2 separate regions of the Homo sapiens genome follow, and region 2 is linked to region 1. A link is an interaction called in ENCODE POLR2A ChIA-PET data of the cell type or tissue named here. Cell type or tissue: PC-9. All regions are shown on one strand. Links, peaks and the distances in the headings refer to the core of each region. The heading gives the core; the rest is flanking DNA. Region 1 has its middle 12 kb from the start of NTN1. Region 2 overlaps NTN1 (netrin 1).

Region 1 (8,167 bases), core at 2,194-6,193:
AGATTCTTCCCTGGGCAGAACAGACCTGGCTACCACAGGACACTTAGCATCCCTGACCCCTGTCCACTAAATGCCAGCAAGTTCCACCCACCCCTGACACACACAACACACACACCATACACCAGTCATTATGACAACCAAAAAATGGCTCCTAGAATGTATACATCCCCCTTTAAAGAGCCATCCCACCCCCATTCTGATTTACTTGAAATTAAGCCCAATGTGCTACTAAGAAAAGTAAAAGAAAATAAAAAGCAAACTACATTCTCAGGAAGAGAATTGGAAATGAAACAGGATGCGTTTAGGATCTTCTGACAACTTCTAGTTATCACATCTCAACATCCTTGTGGTGGCTGAGCTGACCCAGACAATAGCAACTCCACTGTGGTACATCAGAAGCACAAACAAAGCAGGGGAGGGAACAGGACGTGCCAGGAGGGGAGGTGGATTTTAAGCAGGTACTTGGGGAAGGACTCCCTAAGAAGGATCCAGTAGAGCAGAATGAGTGAAGTGAGGAAGGAAGCTCTGGGGACAGATGTTATTTGGGGGAAGGGTACATTCAGGCAGAGGGAACGGCACGTGCAAAAGTCCCAAGACAGAGCTTGTTTTTTTTTTTTTGTTTTGTTTTTGTTTTGTTTTGTTTTGAGATGGAGTCTTACTCTGTCACCCTGGCTGGAGTGCAGTGGTGCGATCTCAGCTCACTGCAACCTCCGCCTCCCGGGTTCAAGTGATTCTCCTGCCTCAGCCTCCCAAGTAGCTGGGACTACAGGCATCCGCCACCACGCCCAGCTAATTTTTGTACTTTTAGTAGAGATGGGTTTTACCATGTTGGCCAGGCTGGTCTCGAACTCCTGACCTCAGGTGATCCACCCACCTCGGCCTCCCAAAGTGCTGGGATTACAGGCGTGAGCTGCTGCGCCTGGCCCAGAGCTTGTTTAAGTAATGAGATGGGGAGTGGTAGGGATGAGCTCAGAGGGGAGGCTGAGAGCTAGACCAAGCAGGGCCTTGCAGACTTTGATGGGGAATTTGAGCTCATCAAGATCCATCTTAGATACCTTTAAGGCCCAGATTCCTTCTTTTCCACATAGCTCTGATTTTCATAGCGTCTGAGGAAGGAACTATTCTTTTCCCTCAGAATCCCCAGGGTTTAACAGACTGCCTGGCACAAAATAGGAGTGCACTACAAATTAATTGACTAAAGACCACAGAATTATGGACAGTTAAAGTGGTGACCAGCTCTGTGCGGTGAGCTAAAAAAGCCCCCCAGGGCCAGGCGCAGTGTCTCACACCTGTAATCTCAGCACTCTGGGGGGCCGAGGTGGGTGGATCACGAGGTCAAGAGATCGAGACCATCCTGGCCAACATGGTGAAACCCCATCTCTACCAAAAATACAAAAATTAGCTGGGCATGGTGGTGCGCACCTGTATTCGCAACTACTCAGGAGGCTGAGGCAGGAGAATCACTTGAACCTGGGAGGCAGAGGTTGCAGTGAACTGAGATCGTGCCACTGCACTCCAGCCTGGCTACAGAGCCAGGCTCCGTCTCAAAAAAAATGCCCCCCCAAAAGATATCCATATCTGTAATCCCTGGAACCAGTGAATGTTACCTTATATGGGTGTAAAAGGGTCTTTGCTGACGTGATTAAGGGTCTTGAGATGGAGAAATTGTTATGGCATATCGGGATGGACTCTAAATGTAATCATAGTTATCCTTACAAGAGACAGGCAGAGGGAAATCTGACAAGACAGAAGAGGATAAAGCTGCGTGAGACAGAGGCAGAGATTGGAGCCATGCAGCCACAAGCCAAGGGATACCAGCAGCCATGAGAAGCTGAAGGGCAAGGAAAGGATCCTTCCCTACAGCGGGGGTCCCTAACCCCCAGACCAGGAACTACCACTAGTCTGTGGCCTGTTAGGAACGAGGCCACACAGCAGGACATGAGCAGCTTGAGCAAGGGCAAGGCAGCTAAGCTTCGTCTGTATTTACAACCACTCCCCATCGCTCGCATTACCACCTGAGCTCTGCCTCCTGTCAGATCTTCAGCTGCGTTAGATTCTCACAGAAGCAAGAATGCTGTTGAGAACTGCACATGAGAAGGATCTAGGCTGCACATTCCTTATAAGGCCCTAAGTCTTGATGATCTGTCACTGTCTCCCATCACCCCCAGATAGGACCATCTAGTTGCAAAAAAACAAGCTGAAGCCTCACACTGATTCTACATGATGGTGAATTGTATAATTATCTCATTACACATTACCATGTAATAATAATAGAAATAAAGTGCACAATAAATGTAATGCGCTTGGATCATCCCAAAACTATCCCCTACCCCCACGCCCATGGAAAAACTGTCTTCCACAAAACTGGTCCTTGGTCCCAAAAAGGTTGAGGACCGCTGCCCTACAGCCCTTAATTGCAACCCATTGATACCAATTTCAGACTTCTGGCCTCCAGAACTGTGAGAGAATAAATTTCTGTTGTTTTAAGCAACCATTTGTGGGAATTTGTTACAGCAGCCGCAGGAAACTAATATCCCAGCAAATCTCAGAAATGCCAGAATTAAGAGTCTTCTTCAAATCTTAAAAGACATGCTTGGGGCAAATGAAAGGAACAAAATGAGAGACCACTAACACGCTGGTCTTAAAACATTCATGAAGTCTTCCTTTGGGTTTTCTTCTTACGGGAAGTGACCACATCTCACTGCTCCTTCCCTCCCCACAACACTGAGTTCAGAGCAGTCAACAGAAGCTTGCCAAGTGCTTGCTGTTTGTATTAAGGTATTGTAAACCTCTTCTCTAGAGGCCACGGTTGCAGCACCCGTTACAACCCAGATCACAGTCCAGAAGTAAGTGAATAGCCTCCTGGGCATTTGAGAGAACAGTAGCCAAGACACAGGGGACTTCAGTCTGCAGGGACCCCAGGAGTTCTTCATTTACAAGACTTTATAACCTTAGGTCAGACATCTTCTGTTCTTCCAGGGGACTGGAGAGCCACAGCTTAAGATCCTTGGGGACATGGTGACTGCTGAACATGGATGCACTGAGAAGTGACAGCTGACAGTAGAATCCTATCCCAGCCACCATTCAGGGAGGCAAGACTGGTCCTGCAACCACCAAAAATTCCCAAGGGCTTTACTGTATGAGAGCCCAGCAGAGTTAGAGAAGGACAGAGGCGGCCCTTAGAGAGTATCTCATCCAAAGTTCCCCAGATTACGAGTGAGGAAACTGACGTCAGGGAGGTTGAGCAAATTGCCCAGGAGCTGCTGTTTCCAGAGATGGCTGTGAGTCATCAAAACGGGTTGGGGGCCACTCATTCAGCCACACCTAGGGAACACCTGCTGTATTCAATTCCGCTAACTTAGGCGGGGGAAAAAAGTCATGATTTTGATGGAAAAATGTTTTTCATGAAATATGATTCCATAAAAAGTTTCTATGCTTCAAGGAGTAAGCTACTGTTAACTGCAAAAACCAATTATGTAGAACAGCTTATTTCCCCCAAATGTCAGTAAAATGAGGTATTGCTGGTTTATATATCACACAGAAAGAAAATTTAGAGGATTTAACTCCAAGGATGAAAACAGACATGGATCATTGATTCCAAACAGAATGGTTAAGTGCATGGATTATTCAACCATAATAAGATGGCAAAGGAAACTAAGATTTGGTGGGGAAGGAAGGAATGTCCCCCTCACCTGTGGATGCTGATATCAGGCAGGAGCATCACCATGCCAGCCCCCAGAATAATGCCAGAAACTACGCAGAAGGTGGGAAGGACATGACCTCGCCCAGGGAGCCACTTCCTAGCCTCTGGCCAAGCACCTGCTTTATGGGGTCGCCCAGAGAGCGCTGGTTTCCAGGTCTGCTTGCAGGGAGCTCCATGGGTGGTCAGCAGGGTGATGCAGGCCCAAGAGGACTGTTTGGATTTCAAGCAGGTACTTGGGGAAGGACTCCCTAAGAAGGACCCAGTAGAGCAGAATGAGTGAAGTGAGGAAGGAAGCTCTGGGGACAGATGTTATTTGGGGGAAGTGTACATTCAGGCAGAGGGAATGGCATGTGCAAAAGTCCCAAGACAGAGCTTTTTTTGTTTTGTTTTGTTTTTGTTTTGTCTTGTTTTGAGATGGAGTCTTACTCTGTCACCCTGGCTGGAGTGCAATGGTGCGATCTCAGCTCACTGCAACCTCCGCCTCCTGGGTTCAAGTGATTCTCCTGCCTCAGCCTCCCAGGTAGCTGGGACTACAGGCATCCACCACCATGCCCAGCTAATTTTTGTATTTTTAGTAGAGCTGGGGTTTGGATTGTACCCTAGTCAGACATAGTCCCCTCCGTTAACATCTCCGTGATGCTGGGCAAATCACTTCACCTCTGTAAGTATCAACTTCCTCTTCTGAAAAATGTGGATAGTAATCTTCCTTCCTTGTTCTCCCGCCCTCTCTTCCTTCCATGGATATCAGGAGTATTGAGTAAAAAACCATATGCAGAAGACCCTAAAGTGTCCAAAGCCCTAAACAATTTTCATAAAGTTGCATAGACTGCTGGGTGCACAGTGGCTCATGCCTGTAATCCCAGCACTTTGGGAGGCTGAGGTGGGCCAATCATTTGAGGTCAGGAGTTCGAGACCAGCCTGGCCAACACGGTGAAACCCTGTCTCTACTGAAAATACAAAAAATATCAGCTGGGCGTGGTGACACATGCCTGTAACCCCAGCTACTGGGGGAGGCTGAGGCAGGAGAATCACTTGAACCCAGGAGGCCGAGGTTGCAGTGAGCTGAAATCGCACCACTGCACTCCAGCCTGGGGGACAGAGTGGGACTCCATCTCAAAAATAAATAAATAAATAAACTAATTAATTAATTAACTTAAATTAAAAAGTTGCCTAGAACCAGCAAATCCAGTGATACTGCCATCACCAAGCTTACTACAGGGCAAACAGAGATCATGTACAGGACAGTGATGACTGGCACCACAGAGACACTGGGCTTTAGTGTTAATGAGCATCAATAATGTATTGTTAATAAGCCATTAATAATAAGACAATGAGAATGAATAGTAAATATCAATACAAAGTATCCACTTCAGCTCAGGGTCAGATAGATCACTCAAGAACAGAGTCTAAGTCAAGTGCATTGGCTCACACCTGCCATTCCAGTACTTTGGGGAGCCGAGGTGGGAGGACACTTGAGGCCAGGAGTTTGAGACCAGCCTGGACAACACAGCAAAATCCTATCTCTACAAAAATAATAAGAATAATAATAAATTATTTGCAGGCATTGTGGCTTGCACCTGTGGTCCCTGCTACTTGGAAGGCTGAGGTGGGAGGATAGCTTGAGCCCAGGAGTTGGAGGTTACAATGAGGCATGATCATGCCACTGTACTCCAGCCTGGGTGACAGAAGGAGACCCCATCTCTAAAAGCAAGCAAGCAAGCAAGAAAGAAAGAAAGGAGGGAAGAAAGGAAGAAAGGAAGGAAGGAAGAAAGGAGAAGGAGGGAAGGAAGGAAGGGAGGGAAGGAAGAAAGAAAAGAAAGAAAGGAAGGAAGGAAGGAGAAGGAAGGAAGGAAGGTAGGAAGGGAGGGAAGGAAGAAAGAAAAGAAATAAAAGAAAAGAAAGGAAGGAAGGAAGGGAGGGAGGGAAGGAAGAAAGAAAAAAGAAAGAAAGATAAAGAGAAAGAAAGAATGAATGAATGAAAGAAAGAGAAGGAAGGAAGGGAAGAAAGGAAGGAAGGGAAGAAAGAAAAAGAAAGAGAGAAGAAAAGAAGAGAGAAAGAGAGAAAGACAAGGAAGGAAGGAAAGAAAGAAAAGAGAGAGAGAAAGAGAAAGAAAGAAAAAAGGAAGAAAGAAAGGAAAAGAAGGGAAAGAAAGAAAGAAGGAAGGAAGGGATGAAAGAAAAGAAAGAGAGAAAGAGAAGGAAGGAAGGAAAGAAAGAAAAGAAACAGAGAGAAAGAAAGGAAGAAAAAGGAAGGAAGAAAGAAAGGGAAGAGAGAGAAGGAAGGAAAGAAAGGAAAGGAAGAAAGAAAAAAGAGAAAGAAAGAAAGAGAGAGAAAAAAGAAAAGAAAAGAAAACAATGGAGTCTCGTAATCACAATTGTACTCGTAATTATAACCATGGCGGCTAGCATTTCTTGAGCACTTACTGTCAGGCCCCGTGGAGGGAGCTGGTATGCTGGGTCTTGGCCAGGGGGCTTGGTGAGGCCATGATGGCGGTGGAGAAGCTGGAAGTGAAATTGTGAACAGCTTCTCTTCTTAGGGAAGACAGGGAAGGAGAGGATAACCCAGAACTATAGGCCCCAAGAGTGGGTGCTACTAATATATCTTTCTTGTTCCCTACTGTAACCCTGAGTACCCAGCACAAAACTTGACACATTGTGATCACTCAAAAATGTTTGCTAAATGAACACAGAAGGGCCCTACCAGGGCATCCATATGCAAGGAACATGGATTTCTTGGTGTCCAGGGCCATATCTGGGCATAGCATTAGTTGGGTTAATTTGGTTCTGCATCCATGAACCTTCATTTCCCATCAATTCTTCTTCCACATAAAGAAGATTCATGTTGCACGTCATGTTGGCTTGGCCCTAGAATGTGGATGATGTCCTTGCCATCATCAAAATCTCACAATCTGTGATGTGCACACACACACCTCACATCTCCTGGCTCCGGATTGGGAGTCCAGCCTTTTCAACAGAGCCAAGGCCCCTCCCTGCACTGGGTGTCCTCGCTCAGCATCCAAAGGGCTCAGGAGTCCACCACCTCCTGCCTGGGCCCCCTCAGCGAAGATCTGATTTTCTCATCATCTGGATAGTCTCAGCGACTCGCAGCAAAGGGATGAACCAAGCTGACCTTTCTGGAGGTTTGTTTAAAGCAGAACAATGTTTGTCTTGTCCAAACACTATGAATTACTCCAGAGAAGCCTGCCCAGTTTTACAATTCGCAGCTACAAATGGCTTACATAAATAGGGACTTGTCCCCCCCACTACCCACCACCCCCGTACCTGATGGCTTCTCCTCCCCCTACCCACTTTCTTCCACTTTTCCAGGCCTTCTCTTTGCCCCTCCACCGCCCACTTCACACCTCCAAACCCCAGCATGCTGAAGGGGCAGGTGCTGGCATTCTGGGCCACAGCTCACACCTGGGTTATTGCTGGCATGGGTCCCCCTATGGCCGGCTGCTCTGTCCCTGGCGTGGGCAGATTTGCCTTGCCAAGGGGGGCCTCTGGGCACATTTGTACTGTCTGTGTGGGGCCTGCAGTGTGCAGTGTTAGGTCCAGCTGTGAAAGCACATTGGTAAGAGAAGGCCCCTGGGTTTGGGGACTCAACATCCAGGCAGCCTGCGGTGCACTCTGGCCTCTCCTCATCTGGCTGGGTGCACAGTTCACCCCCTGCCGCTCCCTCATTGGCTGCACATTCTGGAGGATACTGGAGCATCTCCTAGAAATAGACCTCACCCACTATGGCCTCCAGTCTGGGAGGACACCGAAAAGACTGTTCTGCAGATCATATGTGACGCACATAGAACAAGCAAAGCCCATGGTCCTGGGAGAGAAGGGCCTGCTAGGTAAAGAACCTGATTTGGGCTGCATTCCCCTAAATATGGTCCTTATACCACCTGCATCAACATGCTTCAGGATGCTTGTTTAAAATGCAGCCTTCTGGGCCCCTCCCCAGACGTAGGGAAGCTGTGGGGCAGCGGTGGGGAGGAGGAGGGAGGGTGTGTGTGTATGTGTGTGTGTGTTGGGTCGGGGTGGGGGCGGTTGGAAGTCTGATGCCCAGAGTCCGAGATTCACTGTTTGCCATGAAATCCATTCTGGCTCAAGCCCTCTAATTAGCTGGGTGACAACTGCAAGTCACTTTAGGCCTCAATATCACTATCTGTATAATGGCTCTAGAATCTGTGGAAGGATGTTTCCAACTCTTAGAAAGCGTGATTTCAAGGACAGCTGGATATCAGAACCCGAAAGCCACAAGGGGTGGGTGGAGGCAGCCTGAGAGAAAATCTGGGAGTCGCTAAAGCTCCCAGGAGAATGTTGGTGAAGACGTGGAGAGATGCGGGGGAGGTGCAGCAAGGTTGGTGGTCAGTGGTGGGAGCGGTGCCTGGGATCCTTCTACTGAGAGCCCCCTTACTTGGGGCCACATGTGATCTCATTTTATCCTTGTTTTGCAAATGAGGAAACAGA
Region 2 (4,000 bases), core at 1-4,000, 190 kb before region 1:
ACTTGGGAGGCTGAGGCAGGAGAATTGCTTGAACCCAGGAAGCGGAGGTTGCAATGAGCCGAGATTGTGCCACTGCACTCCAGCCTGGGCAACAAGAGCGAAACACTGTCTCAAACAAACAAACAAAAAGAAAGAAAGAAAAAGAAATAGCTGGACTATACTATCTGAGCTGTTTGTTACAGCACATAATCTTCCCTGACCAATACAGGGTTGTGAGAAGTAGAGAAAGAGTTTGAATTAGGACAATAGTGGGTGCAGCCGTGGTGGTATGCCTGTTATCTTGTCCCAAGGGGCCCAAGTCACTGTTCCCCAGCTTCTAACAGGAGCTGGTAGTGGGTACCAGGAATGGAGCTCAATGGTGCCTCCCACACATATGGCCTCCCTCGTAGGTGAAAGCGGTTAGTCCTTTGTCTGTCAGAGCTGTTTTGGAAGTCTCTCTGGGAGGTCTACATGTGATCTTCCCAGCAAAAGGTCAGATACAGTACTTAGGGATCTGTAGGATCCACAGCTGAGCCTGAACTCCTGGGCTGTGATTCTCTCGCTCCAGTTCCCCTTGGTCTCTGGTCTTCTAGAGAAGAGATGTGAGAGATATCAGTAAGACTGTCATTACTGAGACCAGCTGGACACAGGAGGGAGGACATGGGACCTCAGAGAATAACCACCAGGTTTTTCTACAGTGTAGGGCTCTTGGAGAGTGGACAAAACAGAAACCCACAGATGGTCCCCAGATTCCAGTAAAACTTCCCTTCCCACCAAATCACCTACCAAGTATAGCAGAGGTGGCTGGAGCCCCGCCCAGAGCCCCTTGACTGGACCTGTGCACCCAGCTGCACGCAGCTCACACTTGCACCCTTCTCTGAATGTTTGCCCTTGACGGATGGACACTGCTTTCCCTGGAGATATCCGGGAGGTTATAGGTGCCCTTGCCCATGTAACATAGCCAATGGCTGACTGACTTGGGCAGGTATCACTGCCCAGCCCTTTTGCCTGTAAATATGACAACTTCTTGGATATGATTCCCAAGCTCCCGCGTGATCAGGCTGAGGCTAGACTTCCACTGCAGCCTTGTGTTTTCCCAGTTTCTTCCCCTGCACTCTCGTGCTTCCCTCATGCCCTTACTGGTTTCTCCTGAAAGCACCCCCTCAATAAATCACCCACACAAGAATCCCTGTCTCGGGCCCCCTGAGGTTCTGGGGAGAATTAAAGCCAAAGACAGCAGGGCCCCGATAACCTGGGTGGATGGCTGGCATCCCACCCACAGCCATCAACTAGCCTCAAAGAAGAAGAGGGAAGGGTAAGTCCAGGACAATCCCAAAAGGTCACCACCTTCTTGGAGGCTTCTCTGGTGAAGATAGAAGCTACTGTGAAGGTATCTTGGACCATGGGAAGATTTTTAGATGCTGAAGTGCAACTTCCTAATCCTTGGGCTGAAGGAGGTGGCCTCGTAGGACAGAAGGAAGGCTGGTCCAGGAGACTAGGGCAGGGGAAGAGGGAGGCTGGTAGATGCCTAGCCCAGCTTCAGCCTGAAGAAAATCTTGAAGCAGTCTTCTCTAAAACCCATTTCCCCTTCCATGAATTTCTTTTCTTTTTCTTCCTTCTTTTTTTTTTTTTTTGGACAGAGTCTTGCTCTGTCACCCAGGCCGGAGTGCAGTGCTGTGATCTCAGCTCACTGCAACCTCCACCTCCTCTGTTCAAGTGTTTCTCGTGCCTCAGCCTCCCAAGTAGCTGGGACTACAGGTGCCCTCCACCACGCCTGGCTAATTTTTTATATTTTTAGTAGAGACAGGGTTTCGCCATGTTGGCCAGGCTGGTCTCGAACTCCTGACCTCAGATGATCTGCCCACCTTGGCCTCCCAAAGTGCTGGGATTACAGGTGTGAGCCACCACGCCTGGCCCACGTCATGAATTTCTAATCCCTCTTCAGGAGGAGGAAGCTTTGCTAAGCCTCTGTGTCACTCCATAGCTTCCTGCTTGAAAGGATGGTCTACTTGAAGGACCGTGGTAAAGTGGAAATACCGGTTCTGCCATTGACTCACTGCATGACCTAAGACAAGCCACTGTCCTCCTCTGGGCCTCAGTCTCCCCATCTGTCAGATGTGCAGGCCCGATCGGATGACCTATCTCTAGGTTCCTTCTGGTATTGAGAGCCTGAATTTCACTCTCAGGATGCCTTTTGGACAATGCTGTGCTGAGGAATGTCTGACAACTGGCTCTCTGGGGAACTAAAAAAAAAAAATGCTTTGATTTTACCATTTGTCAACTTCCGAAGTGTAAATATTCCCACCATGGCCAATTTCAAACTCCCAGCAGGACACCCTGAATGCAGAATTGGGAAGAGATGCACAGTCGGCCCTCGTGAGCCAGTGGGAGCAGGTGTGAACAGGTGTGAGCCGGCTCCAACACCACCAAGTTTCACATGCCTCTCTGTGCAAATAATTTCAGATCTCTGCTTCATTCCTGATCTCTACAAATAGAAGGCTTTCTCCTTTCCTTAATCCCACAATACACTGTACTCAAGCAGAGACCACAAAACTGTGCAAATGACACTTGTCACACTCTTCTCTAGGAAGGCACTGACCTCTCTGGAGGGGGGAATGGGGAGGGGCAATGCCCCACTGGCCGCCTCCCTCCTAGACACCAATCTACTGCCCTTACTGAAGCCTGAAGCCCTGCCCTGGATGGCAAAGACAAGGTCCATGAACCATGCCCCAGGGCAGAGGCAGGAGACTTGCATTGTGTGGCCGCACAAACAGCTTTAGGAGCAGAGGGAGAGAGCTGCCGAGAGGAAAATCCTGCTCAGCAGGAGGTGGGGCTGGGGACAGTCTGAGCATAATCACGACAGCCACAGGAGGCGGCAGCTGGTAGCCTCCCTGCCACACCACCACTGTGCTGCTCCTTCCAACTCTGAGGGTCTATGTCCACAAGAGCAAGGCTGCCTGGCGACTGCCTAAACAATGTCCCCACCAATCCATTCTCCTCTTTTCTTTCCTACCCTAGGGTTGAGCACCCTCCTTGGTGCAAATTCCCCACAATTTCTTCAACACAGCCCTGAAAGAACCTCCCAGGCAGCCCCCCATTGCCCGGGTGCTGTGCCCCAGAACACGAGGCTGGCTCTGCACCCCAGGCCCTGCCCAGCTGCTGGCAGCACAGGGGAGGACAGCAGATGGGGTCTGGTGGCCAAAGTGGCCTCCAAAGCAGGCCTTCCCAGGCCCCAGCGATTTTGAGCTGAGAAGGGGCCAAATGTATCCTTTAGCCCAGCTCCTTCATTTCACCGAGAAGACTGGCTCCAGGACTAACAAATGGCTTGCAGAATGCTTTAGCTAGAGTGGGGTGAAATACTCAAAACCCATGATCTCCAGTAAAGGATTGCAGTGATGGTTGTTATTATTTCTTTAAGTCTGGAGCAGTTTTAGATCTGGCAGGGTATTTAAGTAATTAGAGGGACCACTGTGGGTCCTGCTCTGGGGCTGGAGGGGGGCTTTCCTCACCCCAGTTCAGTGGCTGTGAAGATTCTGCCAGGCGAGCCCGCTGCAATAGGGGCAGGAGAGTCTGTACGCTGAGGGCCTCAGGCCAGGTGTGACCCAGTTGCTACAAGTCCCCTCCCACCACAGCCCAGGACCTGTACAGGAATCTGCAAGGGGTTTCAGGCCGAGCTCTGAGCCTGGGCCACCTGGGGGTTCTCTGCATCCACCCCTGCCTCAGCCTAGCTCCACAGCCTGCACTGCCCCACCCCTGCCAGCCTCTGCCAGCAAGGTCGCTGTGACAGCTGTGTGACATGGAGGTGGGTCCAAGGACTCCCATCCTCTCTCTCCCTGACACCTGTCACTTGTCCCGTTCCCATCAGCCATGCTCCTTGATCCCCCAGTGGGAAGAGCTCCCAAGAAGGGCTAAATATTCCGCCCCCACTTGCTCCTCTGGCCTCCCAGCTCATCCCTTTATCCTCCTCGAGGCTGGTGGCAGCTCCACCTGCAAAGGCCCAGAGACAGGGGAACAATGGGGC

The links. ChIA-PET counts read pairs that join two places held together with the same protein. Peaks named below come from ENCODE experiments on the same cell type or tissue, not always from the same donor. Only the 100,000 strongest peaks of a DNase experiment are listed, where the experiment ranks them.
Region 2: POLR2A ChIA-PET joins it to region 1 with 5 read pairs; 2 of 35 experiments call an interaction of 5 or more read pairs at or near these places.

What each region holds. Positions count from the first base shown.
Region 1 is chr17:9,004,988-9,013,154 of GRCh38, reverse strand. It overlaps a transcript of NTN1 not described here. Among named protein-coding and RNA genes, the nearest start is that of NTN1, 12 kb to the left of the region's middle. In PC-9, for the core only: no CTCF peak of the experiment used is centred there; no DNase peak of the experiment used is centred there.
Region 2 is chr17:9,195,272-9,199,271 of GRCh38, reverse strand. The region is part of intron 5 of NTN1 (netrin 1); the gene reads right to left. Among named protein-coding and RNA genes, the nearest start is that of NTN1, 180 kb to the right of the region's middle. RefSeq lists an enhancer at 2,465-3,386. In PC-9, for the core only: no CTCF peak of the experiment used is centred there; DNase peaks (open chromatin) are centred at 1,981 and 2,751.